Linked DNA regions of Homo sapiens: region 2 is linked to region 1. A link is an interaction called in ENCODE POLR2A ChIA-PET data of the cell type or tissue named here. Cell type or tissue: OCI-LY7. All regions are shown on one strand. Each heading gives the region's core, and the rest is flanking DNA. Links, peaks and the distances in the headings are about the cores only.

Region 1 (6,372 bases), core at 647-5,646:
CTCCGTCTCCTGGGTGCAAGCAATTCTCCTGCCTCATCCTTCAGAGTAGCTGGGATTACAGGCATGTGCCACCACGCCTGGCTAATTTTTGTATTTTTAGTAGAGATGGGGTTTCACCATGTTGGCCAGGCTGGTCTCAAACTCCTGACCCCAGGTGATCTGCCCCCCTCGGCCTCCCAAAGTGCTGGGATTACAGATGTGAGCCACCACGCCCAGCCAGTACTTTTTCAATATAGTATTTAATTTTATTCCTTCTTGGTCACAGGTGCTTAAAAATTTTTTTTCAGTAGATTTTAAACCATGTAAATAACGTATTAAAAAAACTAAATTACGTCTGGGTGCAGTGGCTCATGCCTTGTAATCCTAGTATTTTGGGAGGCTGAGGAGGGAGGAACCGATGACCCCAGGAGTTCGAGCCCAGACTGGGCAACATGGCAAAACCCAGACTATACCAAAAAACACAAAAAATTAGCCAGGCATGGTGGTGCGCACTTGTCGTTCCAGCTACTTGGGAGGCTGAGGTGGGAGGATCACCCAAACCTGCGAGGTTGAGGCTACAGGGAGCCAAAACTGCACCACTACACTCCAGCCTAGGTAACAGATTGAGATCTTGTCTCAAAAACAAACAAACAAAAAAACTAAATTAAGAGGGAGAAAAAGCAAACCCTAATAATGAATACAAACAAAAACTGTGAAATTTGATAATCAAAATAAACAAATTCAACAAACAAGCTGAAAAATGTTATTTCAAGTAACTTTTGAAGAAAGTTCATCTTTAATGCAGTATACGCTAAGAAAAAAAAGGACTGGAAAAAAAACTGCACTTGGTAGGGTTATTGTTAGTAAAATACTGGCATTATAAATCTGACTCTGTTTTCTGTGTAGAAAATGCCACTAATGTTAACTTTGATTAGGAATTTAAAATACCAATGTAGGCCAGGCACAGTGGCTCACGTCTGTAATCCCAACACTTTGAGAGGCCAAAGTGAGCGGATCACTTAAGGCCAGGGGTTCGAGACCAGCCTGGCCAATATGGTAAAACCCCATCTCTACTAAAAATACAAAAATTAGCCAGACGCCTGTAATCCTAGCTGCTCGGGAGGCTGAGGCACAAGAATCGCTTCAACCCAGGAGGCAGAGGTTGCAATGAGCCAAGATTGCACAACTGCACTCCAGCCTAGGTGACAGAGGGAGACTGTCTCAAAAAATAAATAAAATAAAATACCAATGTAAGCTGATGATTTTTAATATCATGTTTTCTAGCTCTGTCCACTGAAAAGGGCATACAAGCAAATGCATACACCACCAAGCATCCAAATCCTGGTTTATAAATAATATTTTCTACCAAAAGAACTGGGACTCCTTGGAGAAATGGGAAGATACAAAAGGAAAGGAAAAGACAAGAAGGACTTGGGTTATTGTTTTGCCAAAAAAGCAAAGGAGCCCTCAAATTAACTGGGGTTAGTGCCAGGTGCTTGGGAGACTGAGGTAGGAGAATCACTTGAGCCCAGGAGTTCCAGGCTGCAGGCAGCTATGATCTTGCCACTGCACTCTAGCCTGGGCAACGAAGTGAGACCCAGTCTCAAAAAAAAAAAAAAAAAAAAAGACCAAAAGCAATAAGGGCCAAATACCTGCTCCTGCTTAAAGACTAAAGAGATACGAAATATCTAGATTGGGACCGGGTGCGGTGGCTCACACCCGTAATCCCAGCACTTTGGGAGGCCGAGGAGGGTGGATCACAAGGTCAGGAGATCGAGACCATCCTGGCTAACACGGTGAAACCCTGTCTCTACTAAAAATACAAAAAATTAGCCAGGCATGGTGGCGGGCGCCTGTAGTCCCAGCTACTCGGGAGGTTGAGGCAGGAGAATGGCGTGAACCCGGGAGGCGGAGCTTGCAGTGAGCCAAGATCATCCCAGCCTGGGAGACAGAGCGAGACTCTGTCTCAAAAAATAAATAAAAAAAGAAAAGAAATATCTAGATTGGATACTGGATTAGAGAAAGAAAAATTCTGTGAGATGTTACTGAGACAACTAGAGAAATTTGAGTATGAATTTTCAATACTATATAAATGTTCAATGTCCAGAATTAGTTAATATTGCGGGTACTTAACTTGTTCTTGAGCAGAGAAGTGCGGAGAAGTGCATATCTGTGAATAACACTAAATGGCTCCGAAAATAATACATGAGGGGCTGGGAGGCAGGAAGGGAGGAATAAAGCAAATGTGACAAAATGTTAAAAATGGGTGAATCAGAATAAAAAGTACATAGGAGTTCTTTGAACTATTCTTCCAACTCTTCTGTTAGTTCATATTTATTTCAAAATTTAAACATTTAAACACGAAAGGGGGAAAGCAAAAGCTCTTTATTACAGAAAACAGTTAATGAATATAAACAAATAACAAAATTAGAAAACCCCCAATAAATGACTCAGCTAATAATCATCAATCATTAAGTGAAAAATATTTTGAGAAGTGAGGTACTCACATGATGCTAAAGTTATCACCCCACAGATCAAGTATAACTGCAAAGGGAAAAATATACCTCTTTGATGAAGAAATCCAATGGACACATTAACCAGGTAAATTTGGCATTGTAAATAACGCAAGCTAACATCTGGCAGTCCCTACCACCTTATTGAAGGCTCATAGCTAGAAGTATATCCTCACAACATAAATCACGTATCATCACCTGTGAAGTTTTTTCTTTTTTTTTTTTTTTTTTTTTTTTTTTTTGAGACAGGGTTCTCTTGTCGCCTAGGCTGGAGTACAGCAGCAGGATGTCGGCTCACTGCAGCCTCCACCTCTCTGGCTCAAGCCATCCTCCTGTCTCAACCTCCCAAGTAGCTGGGACTACAGGCGCAGGCCACCAAACCCAGCATTTTTTTTTCTTTTTTTAAAATAGAGACAGGGTTTTGCCAAATTGTCCAGGCTGGTCTTGAACTCCTGGGCTCTAGCAATCCATCTGCCTCAGCCTCTCAAAGTGCTGGGATTACAGACATGAGCCAGCGCACCTGGCCTCTATGAAGTATTTTTGCCAAAAATATTTGACCCAAATTTAGTCAAACCTCTCTAGATCTAACTTCTAGTTTACAGGAAATAAAAGGAATAGAGAAACAACAGGAATTGAGAAACAAAATACATGACATTTTAAGCATACAATAAGAAATTCCAAAATATGGAACGTTCTTTAAAAAGATGAGGCTAGCTGTTTGTGGTGACAGAGTCAGGAAGGGGCAGCAGGTGCCAGGTCCGGCCTCAAAGGTGGCAAGAAGAACCCTTTGAAACTGCCCAAAAAGCAGGCCAAGAAGATGAATAAGGCTTTCAAGCAGAAACAAGAAAAGGAACGAAAGAAACACAAGGAGCTAAAAGCGAAAGCCTCCTGGAAGGGGCTCCGGCCACAGGTGGAATTTAAAAATCTGGCAGAAAGTAAGCTGTGCCCTGTGCCTGAAGCAATGGTGACCCTTGATTTCATTCGTATTTAAACATCTGTATTCCCTGCCATAATATCTGTTGCCACCTATAGCTGGAATGAAGTGTCGTCTTGAAGCTGGAGTCTACTGCACATTAAAGAATAAACTTTTGTTTAAAAAAAAAAAAAAAACCGCAGGTGTGGTGGCTCACACCTGTAATCCTAGCACTTTGTGAGGCCAAGGTGGGCAGATTGCTTGAGCTGGGAGGTTGAGGCTGCAGTGAGCTGTGATTGTGCCACTGCACTCCAACCTGGATGACAAAGTAAGACCCTGTCTCAAAATAAACAAAATTTTAAAATTTTAAATAAAAAATATTAATAAAATAAATTAAAATGCTTACAGTGGCTCATCATCTCTTTAGTTGTTTTTCTTTTTCTTTTTTTTTTTTTTTTTGAGACAGTCTCGCTCTGTTGCCCTGGCTGCAGTGCAGTGGCACAATTTCAGCTCACTACAACCTCCACCTCCTGGGTTCAAGCGATTCTCATGCCTCAGTCTCCCGAGTAGCTGGGACTACAGGCATGCGCAACCACACCCGGCTAATTTTTGTATTTTTAGTAGAGACGAGGTTACACAATGTTGGCCAGGCTGGTCTCAAACTCCTGACCTCAGGTGATCTGCTCACCTCAGCCTCCCAAGTGCTGGGATTACAGGCGTGAGCCACTGCGCCCGGCCTCTCTTTAGTTGTTTTCACTCCATTCCTGCCTTAGCTATGAATTTAAAGTAAAACCAGCCCAGAATCTTGCCAGAGACTGCTCTTTGGTCTTTGTTCTACCCTAAACTCTGTGTAACCTAGAATTAAACCAACTCTTCAACAACTGTGGAACAAAGCCAAAAAAAAATAGAACTACACCAACTCATTCGAAAAAAAAAAAAAGATGATGCTAAAGATTTCATGCTAATTGCCTTAGGTATGATAATGATTTTATATGTTTTCAGCTGGAGACTGGCTTGAAATAAAAATGTAGAAAAGCGTAGGAAAAAGCATTATTTCAAAGACATGCATCCTGAGGTATTACAGGGAAAAGCAGTATATCTGCAATTTAATTTCAAATCATTCAAGAAAGGGAGGATATAGAGTTAAAGCAAAATGGTTAAATGTTGGTTAACAGTCGAATCCAAACAGAAGGCATATGGGTGTTCACTGTAGTATTCTTTCACCTTTGCTGCATGTTTGAAATTTTTTTTTTTAAGACGGCATTTCACTCTTGTTGCCCAGGCTGAAGTACAATGCGCAATCTCAGCTCACTGCAACCTCCGCCTCCAAGGTTGAAGCAATTCTCTTGCCTCAGCTTCCCAAGTAGCTGGGATTACAGGAATGTGCCACCACGCCCAGCTAATTTTTTTTGTATTTAGTAGGGATGGGGTTTCACCATGTTGGCCAGGCTGGTCTTGAACTCCTGACCTCAGGTGATCCACCTGCCTCGGCCTCCCAAAGTGCTGGGATTACAGATGTGAGCCACTGCACCTGGCTTGAAATTTCTTAAAGTTGCAAAAAAGTTACCAGAATATTCCATATACCAAAAAAGGAAAATTGCTGCTCCACCTACTAAGTTGAGAGCAAACAGAGTAGAGAGCAGGTGCCTATAACAACAAACTGCCTAAAGCACAGTTTTGCACGTATCATCCCACTCAAGGATCTGCTCAAAATGGTAAGGCATAGAGGCAGGTACTAATGGGACACAAAGTAACAGAAGGCAGTCACACAGACACTAGACTAACTAAACAAGTTATGAATAAATGAGAGTCACTGAAGACCTCATTAATTGGATTTAGCTGGATTTTAAGGACTGAACAGAATAGGAATAGTGTGAAAGGAAGGAGAATACAATCTAGGCAAAGAGTTAATAAGCAACAGCCAAAGATCAGAAATAAACCAAGTCATGAGGGGAATTTTTGTAGAAAATTCATTCTTCAATTTGTATAATGCCTAGGTTTTAGGAATACAAAAATATAAGGTACTATAGCACGTCTTCAACGTGCTCACAAAGAGCTGGCAGCAGGGACTCATGACTCCCAAGACTTTGAAAGGCTGAAGTGGGAGGATCGCTTGAGCCTAGGAATTAGAGGCTACAGTGAGCCATGATCATGCCACTGTATTCCAGCCTGGGTGACAAAGTGAGACCCTGTCTCAGAAAACAAACAAACAAACTAAAAACCAAAGTATTCACAAGTAGTGGAGAAGGTATAGTCAAAATACATTAAAGATATATACAAAATGCTTTAATAGCAGAGAAAGGAGTGATTAACTTATCAGAGGAATGAGATTGTCAGTAAATTTCAACAAAGATATTTGAGTTAATGTTTAAAACTGAAAATGATGTCACCAATTAAATTCATCACAGAAAGAAAAAAAATGTTAACATTTAAAGAATGCCTACTATATATGAGGCACTTTTTACCTTTAGGTTTTATAGTTAACATTCTTATATACAAAGAAACTGAAGCTTAGAGAGTTTAATTAACTGACCCAATATAAAAAAGGTAGTTAATGGTGAGCCTGGCATTCAAACCTAGGTCCATTTGCTGCTGAAACCCATACATGCCCTTTCCAATACTACCTAGCTCTGGGAATTTATAAGCACACAAATCATGAGTACAAGATACAATACAACTTTAGAAAGTCAGTCACTACCAGAAAATTAGTAAAATGTTTAAGGGCCAGACAGATGAGAGTAGCACTGCTCAGATTTTCCAATACACTGAAGAGCTTCAGTCTCTAGGACTAATGTAAATGGTTTGAAATGGGGAGATAAATGTTACCAAAGAAAAATCATTTTCAGCAGAGCGCGGTGGCTCATGCCTGTAATCCCAGCACTTTGGGAGGCCCAGACAGGTGGATCATTTGAGGTCAGGAGTTTGAGACCAGCCTGGCCAACATGGTGAAACCCCGCCTCTACTAAA
Region 2 (5,815 bases), core at 780-5,779, 340 kb before region 1:
AAAAGAAGTCTAACTATTAGAGTTGGCAGCAAAATTTGAAGAAAGTGGTTTAAAACTCAGAGAGCCAGGGCTGGGGGTAGTGGCTCACACCTGTAATTCCAGCACTTTGGGAGGCTGAGGCAGGTGGATCACCTGAGGTCAGGAGTTCAAGAGCAGCCTGGTCAACACTGAAACCCCATCTCTACTAAAAATACAAAAATTAGCTGGGCATGGTGGCGCATGCCTGTAATCCCAGCTACTCATGAGGCTGAGGCAGGAGAGTCACTTGAACCCAGGAGGTGGAGGTTGCAGTGAGTGGAGGTCATGCCATTGCACGCCAGCCTGGGCAACAGAGAGATACTCAGTCTCAAAAAAACAAAAACAAAACAAGTCAGAGAGCCAGAAAATAGGAATTTTAGAGTAAGGAACTGGGGCAATTACATGCTCTGGCAGCGTTTAAGAATCTGGGGGCCCCAAAGCCAGCCCTGGGCATTTCTTGGGTATCATGTACCTCTCTGTGGGGGCAGTGCTTCAAAGCCTCCCACTCAGGAGATCTTTGTCAGCAGTGTGATGAGTGGGAAGAGAAAGGCGTACAGCAGTGTGCATGCCAGGCCCCATATGCTTTTAAAAAGGGACTTTATAGCTACGGACAGTCCTATAAGAGAGCAGAAACTGATTTCCTCCCTGTGGTAGGGAGATTTTTCTTACCCTTTTGAACTGTTTCTTTTTTTAACCATGAGGAGGTTACTTTCCATCTAAAAAGTAATAATGTAAAAACCACATGGGGGTGAATGGTATAGAGCCGAGAAGTGCCTGCTCCGGAGGCTGCAAGCTCGGGCTCCCGCAGCACAGCTGCTGCCCACTCTGCTGGAGGCCTCTTCTGGGTGCATCTTCATGAGTTACAAGAAGCACATTACTTTGACCCCAAAGGTAATTATCTTGACTCACTAATTATCTGAATCAGCATATTTGGCTTGGAATCACATAGCTATTACTCCAAACCTGCTCTTTCTTGAAAGAGCAAAGGTTTTTGGCTAGTTGGTTGTTTTACCATTTATAGACATTCAAAAGACTCTTAAGGCAATGTTAAGACTTGTTAACTGGATGGGTGTGGTGGCTCATGCCTATAATCCCAGCACTTTGGGAGGCCAAGGCTGGAGGAGCATTGCTTGAGCCCAGAAGTTGGTGACCAGCCTGGGCCATCATAGTGGGACTAACCTTGCCTCTACTAAAAAAAAAAGACTTGTTGATATGGTTTGGCTGTGTCCCCAACCACATCTTATCTTGAATTGTATCTCCCACAATTCCCACGTCATGGGAGGAACCCAGTAGGAGGTGATTGAATTGTGGGGGTGGGTCTTTCCTCCACTGTTCTCGGGTAGTGAATGAGTCTGATGAGATCTGATGGTTTTAAAAACGGGAGTTTTCCTGCACAAGCTCTCTCTTTGCCTGCAGCCATTCATGTGAGACGTGACTTGCCCCTCCTGCCTTCTGCCATGATTGTGAGGCCTCCCCAGCTATATGTAACTGGAAGTCTTTAAACCTTTTTCCTGTATAAATTACCCAGTCTTGGGTATGTCTTTATCAGCAGTATGAAAATGAACTAATACATTTGTTACATATTTTGAGCCATGGAAAGTGCTCAATTTGGAATAAGTATATGCCCTTGAAGGGTGGCAATTTTCACCAAGATGGATACCACAATATTTGAATGTTTACCATATGCCAAACAATTCCCACACATAATATCTTATTTTCTTCTAACAACACCTCTATAAGGTAAGTGCTATTATTACTCCCACAGAGACCAATTAGGGAAATGACTTATTCAAAGTCAAAGAGTTAGTAAACTATTGGAGCCAGGATCTGAGGCTAGGTCTGGTTAAACTCCAGAGCCTGAGCACATAATCCTTACACTACTGTGAACTGTGGGAAGGGAAATACAAGTTCACACATCACCAAATCCAGTGCCAAGTTAAGCAGATCAAAAACATAACAGTCACTTGGAGGATAACCACAATGAGGGAGCCCTACCTATTAGGCACCTACTGGATGCTGGGCATCCTGCTGGGCACATCCATCCCCATGGCCTCTCTGTGCACTGACATCTGACGTCTTTCTCAGGGAGAAGAAAACTGAAGCTCATGGGGGTGAAGTGACTTTTGCCCTAGGCCAGATAGCCCATAGGTGCAGAAAGGATAAGACTCAGGGTCACATGACCCCAAAGCACTTTCCCTTGCTACTTCTATTCTTGCTCCTGTTCTCTACTCTTAAGTGATCCGGATGGGCTCCTGCATGAGTAGACGATAAGACCACCCTGAAGAATGTTCATTCCTTCCTCATTGCAATAGTGCCACGGCCCTGCTTGGCCGGAGGTGGGGTGTGGTCTGGGGCAAACATGTTCTTCCCCTCCCTTCCCAAACCAGAAGCTGGGACTGTACTGATCTAGAACGGGAGGACAAGGACAGTGAGTCGCTGGGGCTCTTTCTCTTCCCTCAGCCCTGTTTCCCAGTTCCTCCAGGAACCTTACTGACGGCAAGCTTTGTGCTGGCTTCCATTCTGAAGTGGAGGCTCCTGGCTGGGTGTTGCCTGGACACTTTGTTCCTGGTGGGCACTGTGCACTCAGAAGAAGGCTGGGCCAAAATGGGTCTGTACTCGTTTCCAGTGGTAGTTCATCAATAAGGAAGATCACTGAGGCTGTGATCTTCCAGACAGGGTTGTGAAAATAACTAGGAATGAAAAAAGTAGCTGGATCAAAGGTTACAAAGGGTTGGATACATTGGCTCACACTTGTAATCCCAGCACTTTGGGAGGCTGAAGTGGAGGATCACTTGAGGCCAGGAGTTTGAGACTAGCCTGAGCAACATAGTGAGATTCCATTTCTACAAAAAAAAATCTAGTAAGACTATATTTTAAAAAATGCAATCAAGGTATTAACTGGGGGGAAAAAAGAAAGAAAGAAAAAAAAGGGTTACAGAGAACCCTGCTTGACTGAAGGGACTTCGCACACTGCCATTTTACCCACACACTGATAGAAGAAAATGCTTCAAGGAGAACTCATTTACCCAGATAACTTCCTTTAATTAGGAAATTTCAAAAAATTCCCTGAATGGTTTAGATAATATGTTTGTCCAATCATGACTTCACAAGGGATCTGAAGCAACGTAGTTCTGGTCCAGAACTGTCAGTGCTGAGGAGATTCCCAGTGTCCACAGCTGCTGCTCCCAAGCTCACTGCTGGTCTTTCTCTAGACTCTCTTCCTGGGCATTAACTTGAAAGAAGCTGAAGTTTGTTAGCTCTGTGACTCTACCTGGAGCTCCAGCCTTACACATCCCAATCAGGATGGGGCATCTCCCTGGCTCGACAAGCCACAGGGGCTCCAAAACTGCCTGACTTTTCATCTCCCACTCCCATGGAACGTTCTCATACACAGTGTTCTGTTACTGGCACTGTTGCTCCACCACTCACCCAGGCCTAGCCTCCTGCCTCTCTAACAGCCAATGGCGACCAAGTCCTAGCAGTCCTATCTCTAAAGGTCCTCGCTATCTGTCATCTCCCCTTCATTTTCCCAGTTACTCCAGTTACTGTCCTACTGAAGGACCCCCATCCCATCTGGGCTACTATAACCACATGGACCATCCCTTGCTTCAATCATAGAATTCTTTCTTCAGATCAAAGTATATTCAGACACTCGATACAGTAACAAAAGCAAGCTATCCTGGAAGGAAGAAGGAATCAGGAGGCAGAGGTATGAAATATCTGTGGCCTGTATCTCACCTTCTGGGTGAGGTAGACTCCTGCCTCATCTCTTCCCTGGAATTCCTGGGGTTCCCTGAATACACACCATGAAGTTTCCATTTTTGAGATGGATTATTTCTTCTGCTCACAGTGTCTTTCTTTCTTGTCTGCCCAGCACATGGTTAAAGCATGAGATGTGAAACCAGGAAGAACCAGGTCTGAACCTTAGCTCCACCAGTGGTAGCTTCAAACCTTGGTCCTTTCTGAGCCTGCTTCTTCAACCGTAAGGTAAAAATAATATCAGTACTTATGTTATACACCTGTTCACGGCGTTAAATAATGCTATATTTAAGTTGCTTAGCAGAGAGATGGTAAGCACTCAACAAATGTTCACACATCATAATTTTCCTCACCCTTCATGAGTCAACTGGACAGCAACTCCTCCACGAAGCTTTCCCCAATCTCCTCCAGCTGTGTCCCCAGTGAAATCTACCACACTGCATTTATAGTCAGGAGGCACCATTCTGCCTCCCTCCTCACACTGTGACCTCTTTAAGGGCAGAGGCTATCTTGTTCATCTTTGGTTCTCTGCTATTCAGTAGTATCCATCACTTAGTAGAGCTCAGTGTTCACTGAATTAGTTAATTAACAAAAAAGGGAGGAAGTATGATCATTCATTAATGAAATGTATCGAACATGTACTGTGTGACAGACAATGTGCTGGCTGCTGGGGATACATCTGTGAATAAACAGAGGGAGTTCTTGCCCTCATGGGGCTCCCATTCTAATGAGGAGGATACACTCAATAAACAACCACATGTATAGTATACTAGATAATGCAAAGTGCTTTGGGAAAAAATAAAGCAGATTAGGGGTAACAAGGCAAGAAGCAGTTGTTGCTCTTTTTTTATTTTATTTTTTTCAAAATGGAGTCTGACTCTGTCACCCAGGCTGGAGTGCTATGGCGCGATCTCAGCTCACTCCAACCTTCACCTCTCAGGTTCGAGTGATTCTCCCGCCTCAGCCTCCCAAGTAGCTGGGATTACAGGCGCCCGCCACCATACCCGGCTAATTCTTTTTGTATTTTTAGTAGAGACGGGGTTTCACCATGTTGGCCAGGCTGGTCTCGAACTCCTGACCTCAGGTGATCTGCCTGCCTTGACCTCCCAAAGTGCTGGAATAACAGGCGTGAGCCACTGAGACTGACCTTGTTGCTGTTTATGTTAGGTCAGGGAAGGCCTCACAGAAAAGGTGACGTCTGAACAGAGAGCTGAAGAAAGTGAGGAAGAAGGCACATGGACATTAGAGGGTGGGAAGATAGGGAAGAGCACAACCCAGATCAAGGGAGAAGCCAAGTGTAAAGGCCCTGAGGGGAGAGCGTGCTGCACGGGAGGCCAGCCAGCGGGGGCCGGGGCTGGAGTGCTACGAGATGAGGGCAGAGAAGCAGTGGGGCGGGGGTCCTGTGGGGTGCAGATCGTGGGTCATGTGGGGCTCTACCATTCCTTCATGAAGATGTGCATGATTATTGCTTGATTACTTTCTTGGGCATCTTGAAAATCCTGTCCTCCTACCTATGTTAAAATGCAGCAGAAAGGAAAAGTCCTAGCCTTACTCAGTCTTAATGAGTACAAATGAAGTTGTTTTACATTAATATCTAAATCTCAATGGTTTGAGTTCTCACCTGTGCAAATGTAGAATGTCCCAGCTCCGGGAAAATCCTTTTCCCCTTAGTATTTCTAGGAATCCTAGGGGCATGTGCATGGTTGTATGATCCTAAACCAGTTGCCAGGGCTGGTCAGGTCATGCTTTGGCAGCATCAGGCTCCAGTGGTCCTACAGACACACCACAGTAGGGTGCTCCACTCACCTCACCAGCCCCTAGGTCATCCAGAGGATTTATCATTATTCTGAGACTCCACAGGGCCTTGCCTGTGGATCCAGAAAGCTACCACTGTGCCTCAATACAAGACACTACTCTTGGCAGGTGAGAACATTCCGTCTGGGTTTGGATGAGAAGGGCCGTTCCACAGCAACATTTTTTGAACTCCAGTGTTACAGTGTCTATGGACACAGCTTTTAGTTCACACCTAGAGCCCTTC

The links. Peaks named below come from ENCODE experiments on the same cell type or tissue, not always from the same donor. Only the 100,000 strongest peaks of a DNase experiment are listed, where the experiment ranks them.
Region 2: POLR2A ChIA-PET joins it to region 1 with 7 read pairs; 2 of 35 experiments call an interaction of 5 or more read pairs at or near these places.

The regions. Positions count from the first base shown.
Region 1 is chr2:127,802,364-127,808,735 of GRCh38, forward strand. The region is part of intron 1 of WDR33 (WD repeat domain 33); the gene reads right to left. Among named protein-coding and RNA genes, the nearest start is that of WDR33, 5.6 kb to the right of the region's middle. In OCI-LY7, for the core only: no CTCF peak of the experiment used is centred there; a DNase peak (open chromatin) is centred at 3,376; H3K4me3 peaks cover 2,698 bases; H3K27ac peaks cover 2,339 bases.
Region 2 is chr2:127,464,122-127,469,936 of GRCh38, forward strand. No RefSeq gene overlaps it. Among named protein-coding and RNA genes, the nearest start is that of MIR4783, 43 kb to the left of the region's middle. RefSeq lists an enhancer at 1-85. In OCI-LY7, for the core only: no CTCF peak of the experiment used is centred there; no DNase peak of the experiment used is centred there.